Linked DNA regions of Mus musculus: all the other regions are linked to region 2. The links are chromatin loops, found by intact Hi-C in ENCODE. Cell type or tissue: left cerebral cortex. All regions are shown on one strand. Region 1 holds the start of Tcf25 (transcription factor 25 (basic helix-loop-helix)). Region 2 holds the start of Vps9d1 (VPS9 domain containing 1). Region 3 overlaps Spire2 (spire type actin nucleation factor 2).

Region 1 (2,500 bases), 120 kb before region 2:
AATGTCTGTGACATTTCTCACACCAATCAATATCTTTGCTAGGAACTTTTAAACCTGCTAACTGATAAAAAGCTGGGGACAACTGGGGGTAGTGCTGTCTTGGGTGCTGCAACAGTAGGATAGACATGGTTTCATATCTGCGACTTGAGGAAGACCCAGTACTTCCGTGTGTCCCAGCTAGCTGAGACAATTCACTGCAAGACTGAGAGTCTCAGACACATTACATCTTTTTACTCACTCGAAAATGGCCACTGACACCTTACCATATGTGGAAGTTGGAGATACGAGGAAAAGACATATTATCTGCCCACACATGAAGTCAGAATCATAATTTATACACATATGAAACTGCAGACCCAGGTCAGTCTGTCGTAAGGAAAAACACGGGGCTCAGGACTGCTACCCAATTTTCTGCTGCGAGGAATACGATACGATAGGTACAAGTAGCTGGGACACACAGAAGTACTGTGATGAATAAGCCGAAATGTTTGCAGAAGAGAGACCTCCCTCAAGTCGCAGAAATGAAACCAAGCCTACCCTACCATCCCATTGCCCCGGACAGAACAACCCTACTCCTTCAGTGAAGCCTAGACCCAACTGAACCCCACCTCCCACTCGCCATCCACAGTGCCCCTCCCCCTTAGCTGTCTCGGATGTCACGCCCCGCCCACTCTGACGTCACTGCCCCGTCCTGCCCTGCGTCACGTCACGTCTCTGGACACAGCCGCGAGACACGCCCTATGCTGCAGCAAAGTCCTGTCACTCAGCCCCTTGTCGGCACCCCCGTTAGCCTTTAGCAGCCCCTTCGCTCGGCATTTTCTTCCACCTTCCACTCGATCTCGGACGGGGAACACGGCTTCCTCACCCCACCCACCCTGCGGCTGAAGACCCGCCTTCCCCGATGCGGCGCAGTCCCTTCTCTCCGCCCACTCGACTGCAGTCCAGACCCAACTTTGTGCCCCTTCGCATGACGTCATGCCCCCACCATTTCCCCCCCCTCAGGTTGCCCAGCTCCTCACCAGCTCAAACCGGTTGTTGACACGGACTCCTTCCTTCCCTGCACCCCCGGGGCGCCGGCCACCCAGCCCCGGTTTTGGTCCCTCTTCCTCTGCGTCATCGTCATCAAGGAGGACAAACTTCAAGGCGTCGGGCCCTAGGGGTTCCTGGCCGCGCTGTTCCCCCCTCAGTCTCCGGAGGGCCCGGCGCGACATAGGACCCGACAGCCTGATGTGGGCAGAGGGACGAGGAAGAGCAGCAGTGTGGCGGCGCCTGCGCACTTGCGGCGCGCTGGCGCAAGATTGGCGTGTCGCGTTTGCGCGCCGCGGCTCTCCGGAACTTCCTCCCAATTCCCCGTGGAGTCGGGGAAGGTGCAAGGGTGGCCCAGGGAGCTCTCGCGAGAGTCGGGCCCTAGCGGCGGCCGTGGTGCGGTGCTTCGGCTTTGGAGATGGCTGGCTTTCAGAAAGCCGGCTGTGCGGCGGGCAGCAACGCGCAGGCTCAGAGCGCTGCTCCGCACGAACGCGATTCCCGGGGGCGAGCCTGGGGGCGAGCGGGCAGGGGTGGGGCAGGCGAGGAGGCCGTGAGAGCAGGTGCGCACGCCGCAAGGCCCGTGTGCAAAGACCTCTGCTATGACAGGAGCGAGGGACCCAGTCCCCAACCCCTCTCTGCTAGCCTACCCATGCGACTTGTCCGATGTCCCCCACCTCCACGTTGTTACTAGACTGCAAAGGGACAGTTTTCACCTTAATAGAACCAACCTAACTTCTTTCAGACTGGGTAACTCCTCTCCACAACGTGCACCGAGCCGAGTTAGGTGTTAGGGCTTGCTTTTTATTGTCGCGAACGCAACAGGGGTGGTCATGTTACAGGGGTATTGGGTGAGGGGAGAGCTGCCTAGGTGTGGATCCGTGGTGTGAAGTCACGGCAGCCCTACCTATGTGTATTCTAATTCAGGAAGATTTTCACAATAAGGACATAGGGATCCTCGGCACAGATCTTTTCTTTTTCCATGTTCTTTTTGTTTTTGTTTTTTGAGACAGAGTTTCTCTGTGTACCCTTGACTGTCCTGGGACTCGCTTTGCAGACCATGCTGGCCTCTGCCTCCCAGGTGTTGTGACCAAAAGTGTGTGCAACAACAACCGACCTTTTTTTAAAACAAAACAAAAACACCACCTGTCTTAGGGTTTCTATTCCTGGACAAAATATCATGACCAAGAAGCAAGTTGGGGTGGAAAGGGTTTATTCAGCTTACACTACATACACACTGCTGTTCATCACGAAAGGAAGTCAGGACTGGGACTAAGCAGGCCAGGAAGCAGGAGCTGATGCAGAGGCCATGGAGGCTTGCTCAGCTTGTTTTCTTATAGAACCCAAGCCCAGGTATGGCACCACCCACAATGGGCCCTCACCCCTTAGTCACTAATTGAGAAAATGCCTTACAGCTGGATCTCATGGAGGCATTTCCTCAATTGACTCCTTTCACTGTGATAACTCCAGCCTGTGT
Region 2 (2,500 bases):
CACCCTGGCACAGATAGCACTCACCCACACATGCTCCCTCCTCTGCCACTGTGGTAGGCTGAACACCAACCCTGCAAAGCATCAGTGGCCACAGTTTAGGAACCTCTCAAGGTCACAAACGTCTTCCACAGGGCCCCTCTGTCAGCTGCCCTGGTTCCCTCTCTCCTAAGTGATAGCTCTTCACCCTCAGATCTCTGCAAACATTGCCACCACAGCACCCCATTGTAACACCATGAGCTTTTGTATGCTAGCTTTTGTCCACCCCAAGTCACTGCCTTAAGTCAACACCTAGAACACAGGGTGACGAACCCCTAAAAGTCCCTAGAAATCCAACAAGGGCCTACTTTGTACAAGGCTTCCTCTGGCCAGCTGGGGAGACGTTGACTCTCTGTAAGAAGGTCCTGAGAAGGCTGTGGCACTGATAGAATTGGGTGTAGCAGTTCTTGCAGACAGACTGAGGCAGGGCTGGGTCCTGGTGCACAGCGACACCCAGCAGACGCTGGAAGTCCCTAATGAAGACACGCTCTCCTGGGGACAGTCTTTCTGAAGTCTCCCCAGGCACTCTGTCAGAGATGCTTCGGAGGCTCCGTGAGGAAAACTTCCCATGGCAGAGTCGACAATGCCCCATAGCGAGAGTCCGGCCTGCTCCTGCGCAGAGAAGCAAATGTGACATAAGCGAGGTACTCGCAGTGCAAGGGCCACTCTTCCCCCTGGCCTCCGAACACTGCAAGCAGAGAAGTGCCCGCACCAGGCTTCCTAAACACAAGAGTAGCGGGACTGGGACTCGGGAGCTGGCCTTCCTCACTGAACACTCAATATTCAAGGAACCCCAGATGCCTACAACGAAGATGAAACTTAACATCCCTATTCTGAAAATGTGTCCAAGCCGTGCCTCAAGAAACTAACTCACTGTTCATCCCTGTCCATCTATAGGTGCCCTGCCTGCAGCATGTGCATGATGCCACCCAACTGCCCCTAGTGGGAGTAAAGGACAGCTTACATAGGAAAGCCATTCTCAGATGACTGAAGAACACCACACTAATGTGATGCACATGGAGGCTGTTAACCTAACTAGCTGCTGCTTGTTCACAAACTCGCAGCCGCACAAGGAACAAGCAGTTAGTTCACTTAACTCAGTTCCCAACGCAGGTTAGGTTATAGGCCTGTTTTAACCATCAAGAAACTGGGGTTCAGAAAAAGTTAAGCAATTACCCTAAAAGTCCATAGCACGAAGAGCAAACTTGAAGCCACACCTGTGTGCCTTCAAATCTTACGCACTAAATAGCAGCGACACAGAGCTGTCTGGGCGGCAGAGGAAAGGGCCTCTATCGGCAGTTCTCCAGAGGGCCCGCGTTCTCCAGAACCAGGAGGCCTGGTTTGCTCTCATTATCACTAAGCTCGCACCGGGGCCCGAGGACGCCTGGAACCCACCAGCTTCGTCTGTACCGTCGTCGCCTGTGTCCCCGCAGGAGCGTGTCATCGAGCCCCAGCTGAGCTGAGCAGCCGCCCCGTCAGCGCTCGTTCCGCCGCTGCGAGAAGGGCGACCCCGAGTCCGACCGCTTCCACAGCCGCCGCCCGAACCCCCGCGCTGCCGAGCTATTCCGGGAGACAGGAAGCGGCCGAGGCGGTCCCGCTTCATGGTGGTAGGCGACACTCGCTCCCTGCTCCGCGCTGCTCGGTGTGGCTCGGCCCCCTGACTTCTTGCTAGAGCGGACTTAACTTGGCACACTCCGTGCCGTTCCGCTACTCTCCGCCGCGCTGCCCCGCTCCGCTCGGCTCCCCGAGATCGGAGCCGGAGGAAGCGAGGGCTGCAAGGAAGCGAGGAGCGGTCTGGGGAGCCACAGCGGCCGCGGCGGGGTCAGGAGCCCGGAGTTCTTCGGGTCTCTCGGAACTCGCGACAGGCCCTTAAAGGAGGGGCAGCCCGGAGGGTGAACGGCCGCGGACTGCCGCCCGGGCGGTGGCGCACAACAGAAACCCTTCAGAGCAGTAGCTCTCCCCGCCAGCCTTCCCGTCCGCGCTCGCAGCAAGTTGGCCGGAGGAGGTGACAAGAGCCACTGACCCCTCCGGTCCCCTAAACCCAAGTCTGCGCGGCGGGGCGGGGCGCGGCGGGGCGGGGCAAGGCCGGCGGAAGTGTGTCCGGGTCCCCTTCCGGCGGTGCGCAGCTCCTGCGCCTCCCTCAGCTCCGCGCTCCGCGTTCCGGTCTGGAGGCGTCCGCCCCGTCCCGCCCCTGCCGCCGCGGCCTCCCGCTCCCCGCCCCCGCCCAGCGCCATGGCCGCTGCGGCCGGGGACGGCGGGGCGAAGCCACTGCAGAGCGCCATGAAACTGGCCAACAAGGCCATCGAGCTAGACACCGGCAACCGGCCCCGGGTGAGGCTGGGAGGGTCGCGGAAGCAGCTCTGGGAGGCCCTTTGCCCCTGGTGGGTGGGCGAGGGCGGGCGTGTAGAGGGATTCGGCGCTCCCGATGCGCGCGGCGGCGGCGGCGGCTCTGGGACCGCGCCCG
Region 3 (2,500 bases), 110 kb before region 2:
TCTTTCAATCCTCCTCTCCCTTGATCTGTGCTGACCCTGGGAGCCCTGGGTATGTTCTGCCTGCCTGACTCTGAGTGTGCTCTTCTGGACCCAGGCAGGCCATCTGCCCTAACTCAGTATTATGAGTGAATGAGTTATCTGGTTTAACGTAAATCTCATCAGTAGATTTTTTTTTAAGATTTATTTATTATTATATCTAAGTACACTGTAGCTGTCTCCAGACACACCAGAAGAGGGTGTCAGGTCTCATTACGGATGGTTGTGAGCCACTATGTGGTTGCTGGGATTGAACTCAGGACCTTCAGAAGAGCAGTCGGTGCTCTTAACCACTGAGCCATCTCTCCAGCCCCTCATCAGTAGATCTTCTAAGCCTACTTTTTCTGTAAAATGGGGTTGTTTCAGCTCCCTTGAGGCAATATAACATACAGTTCTCAACATGGCACACACAACTCAAAATGCTAGCTGTTGTTCACGGAGGTAGGGTGGGGACCGGCACACAGAGTGCCACAAGGGAGGAAATTGGATGTTTTTCCTCGGATGTGCAGTGGGTAACCCTGCACAGGGCTTGTTAGTCCTGGAACAGCACCAGGAGTTTCTCATGCCCCACCCCATGCGAGGCATCAGGACTCCCAGCTTCTTTCTCGTGGTATTTATGGCTGGGGTGAGATGGCTCAGCGGGTAAGAGCACTGACTGCTCTTCCAGAAGGTCCTGAGTTCAAATCCCAGCAATCACATGGTGGCTCACAACCACCTGTAACAAGATCTGATGCTCTCTTCTGGTTGTTTACCTGTTACCTCGTTCGGGCAGTAGTAACTATTAGTTCTTCATACAAACAACACAAAACTCACGGGACCCAGCATGTCAAAGTCCCAGCCAACAGCACACTCCCTGAAAGACTGTTCTGACCCCAAGTCCAAGAGTTCAGGGTTCATTGTCTATCCTGATCCCACTTATTGTCCATCTGAAAGCCAAGTCTCTGCAGTTGGGGCTGCAGTACCAATGTGTACCAGCAAGTGGCAGCAAAGAACAATCTCACCAGCATCAGGGACCAGACCCTGAGGAACCCAGCCACATGGGAGGGATGCTGCACATCTATCTCCTCCTCCTGAGCACAAAGAAAGGATGAAGTTGATGCTGAAGAGGCCACCCGGGCAACCTGCCCTGTCACTTACCAGCCACAGGTGTCTGGTATCTGGTGAAGCCGCCTCAGGTCCATCCACTGAGCTCAAGCTACTGGGCAAGGCAGAGCTGGGGAGAGGCTGGGACTGGCCGCTCACAGGACAGAAACCTGGAGAGAGAACGACAGCGTGCGCGTCTCAGTGGGGATGGCCAGCAGGCTAAAAGTCAAGCGGAGAGCTGGAGAGTTGGCTCAGCGGTTCTTGCGGAGGGCCAGGGTTCAGTTCCCAACACCTACATGGTGAATCACAACATGGTGTTGGATCCAGGAGATCCAACACCCTCCTCTGACCTCAGCAGGTACCAGGCACCATACATATACACACATACATACACACGGTACACAGACATACTAGTGAAACACCCATACATATAAGATAAAAAAAGCTTTTAAAATTAATCTTAAAATTTTGTACGGAAGCCACATGAAAAAACTCGCATTCCTCCAGAGTTTTCACTTCCTGGTGTCAAAATATGTGCGGCAAGTTGCACGGGGTGCTGAATGAACACTGGGTTCTGCTGATCAACGGTGGCTGAACTCTGTCATGTGAGAGCATGAGGCTGAGCTCTAACCTCCCGGAGACACGGGACTCCTTTAGAGATGAAAGTGACTCACTGGGTGTCCCTGCCTGACTTGATACGGCTACGCACACTTCTACTAAACTGAAACTTGTGGCCGTGCTAAAATCCTCTGGGTTGGTTGGTCATGTTCTCGGGACTCCATTTCTAACACTCCGGGCGAGTCCAGCCACTAACTGACAGGACTAACCCCCGTGCAACCGGGCCAGCGCCTCTGCTTCTAGCTTAAGCCCTCTGGTGGGGACAGGGGCTGGTGACTGTGCCTCAGTAGGAAAGCCATCTCTCCCCCAAGGGTTCAAGTGCTTTAGAAAATGTTTCGCAATGAATACGGGCTGGTTAGTCTCAAAGGGAAAGCAAGTGTGCCTGCTTTAGGTGGAGACGGGCCGTGCCCTCTCCCTGAAGGGCACAGCTCCATGCCTTCGGTAGTTGCCTCCTCACAGAAGTCGTGAGACCCAGGCTGCAACACAAAGTCCGTGGAGTGAACGTGAGAGAAGCAGGCACTGGTAAAGGCGGTATTTACCCTGGTCTCGGCTGCTGGGCCTCCAGGAGTGCATGCTACCTGCTCTGGCCCGAGGTGGCTCCGTCCCTCCTGGGGGCTGAGCGGCTGACTGAAGGCCAGATGCCATCTCGCTCCGAAGCTGGGCCAGGTCGTGTTCCGAAAAAGAGCGGTCCCGCTTCAGTGCCACCTCCCCACATGGGGACTCTTCTTCCTGAAAGCACATTGGGCTGAGCCACCTCCTGACT

The links. A loop is a pair of places that touch in the nucleus more often than their neighbours do. Peaks named below come from ENCODE experiments on the same cell type or tissue, not always from the same donor. Only the 100,000 strongest peaks of a DNase experiment are listed, where the experiment ranks them.
Region 1: a loop joins it to region 2, with 2.4 times the contacts of the local background. A loop is called at or near these places in 4 of 42 quality-filtered maps.
Region 3: a loop joins it to region 2, with 2.2 times the contacts of the local background. A loop is called at or near these places in 4 of 42 quality-filtered maps.

Annotation. Positions count from the first base shown.
Region 1 is chr8:123,372,584-123,375,083 of GRCm38, reverse strand. Tcf25 (transcription factor 25 (basic helix-loop-helix)) reads right to left here and starts at 1,373. Exons shown (of 18, transcript NM_001037878.4): 1 at 1,020-1,373. The coding sequence starts at 1,211. In left cerebral cortex, a CTCF peak has its summit at 1,423; DNase peaks (open chromatin) are centred at 690 and 1,378; H3K4me3 peaks cover 2,083 bases; H3K27ac peaks cover 1,876 bases.
Region 2 is chr8:123,253,855-123,256,354 of GRCm38, reverse strand. It overlaps Vps9d1 (VPS9 domain containing 1), which reads left to right and starts at 2,133. Exons shown (of 15, transcript NM_028200.2): 1 at 2,133-2,367. The coding sequence starts at 2,269. It overlaps Zfp276 (zinc finger protein (C2H2 type) 276), which reads right to left and starts at 2,160. Exons shown (of 11, transcript NM_020497.2): 1 at 1,432-2,160; 2 at 345-648; 3 at 25-71. The coding sequence starts at 1,639. In left cerebral cortex, CTCF peaks have their summits at 984 and 2,189; a DNase peak (open chromatin) is centred at 2,111; H3K4me3 peaks cover 2,302 bases; H3K27ac peaks cover 2,138 bases.
Region 3 is chr8:123,360,039-123,362,538 of GRCm38, reverse strand. Spire2 (spire type actin nucleation factor 2) reads right to left here. Exons shown (of 15, transcript NM_172287.2): 9 at 2,277-2,466; 10 at 1,174-1,289. Among named protein-coding and RNA genes, the nearest start is that of Tcf25, 12 kb to the left of the region's middle. In left cerebral cortex, a CTCF peak has its summit at 1,000; a DNase peak (open chromatin) is centred at 1,010.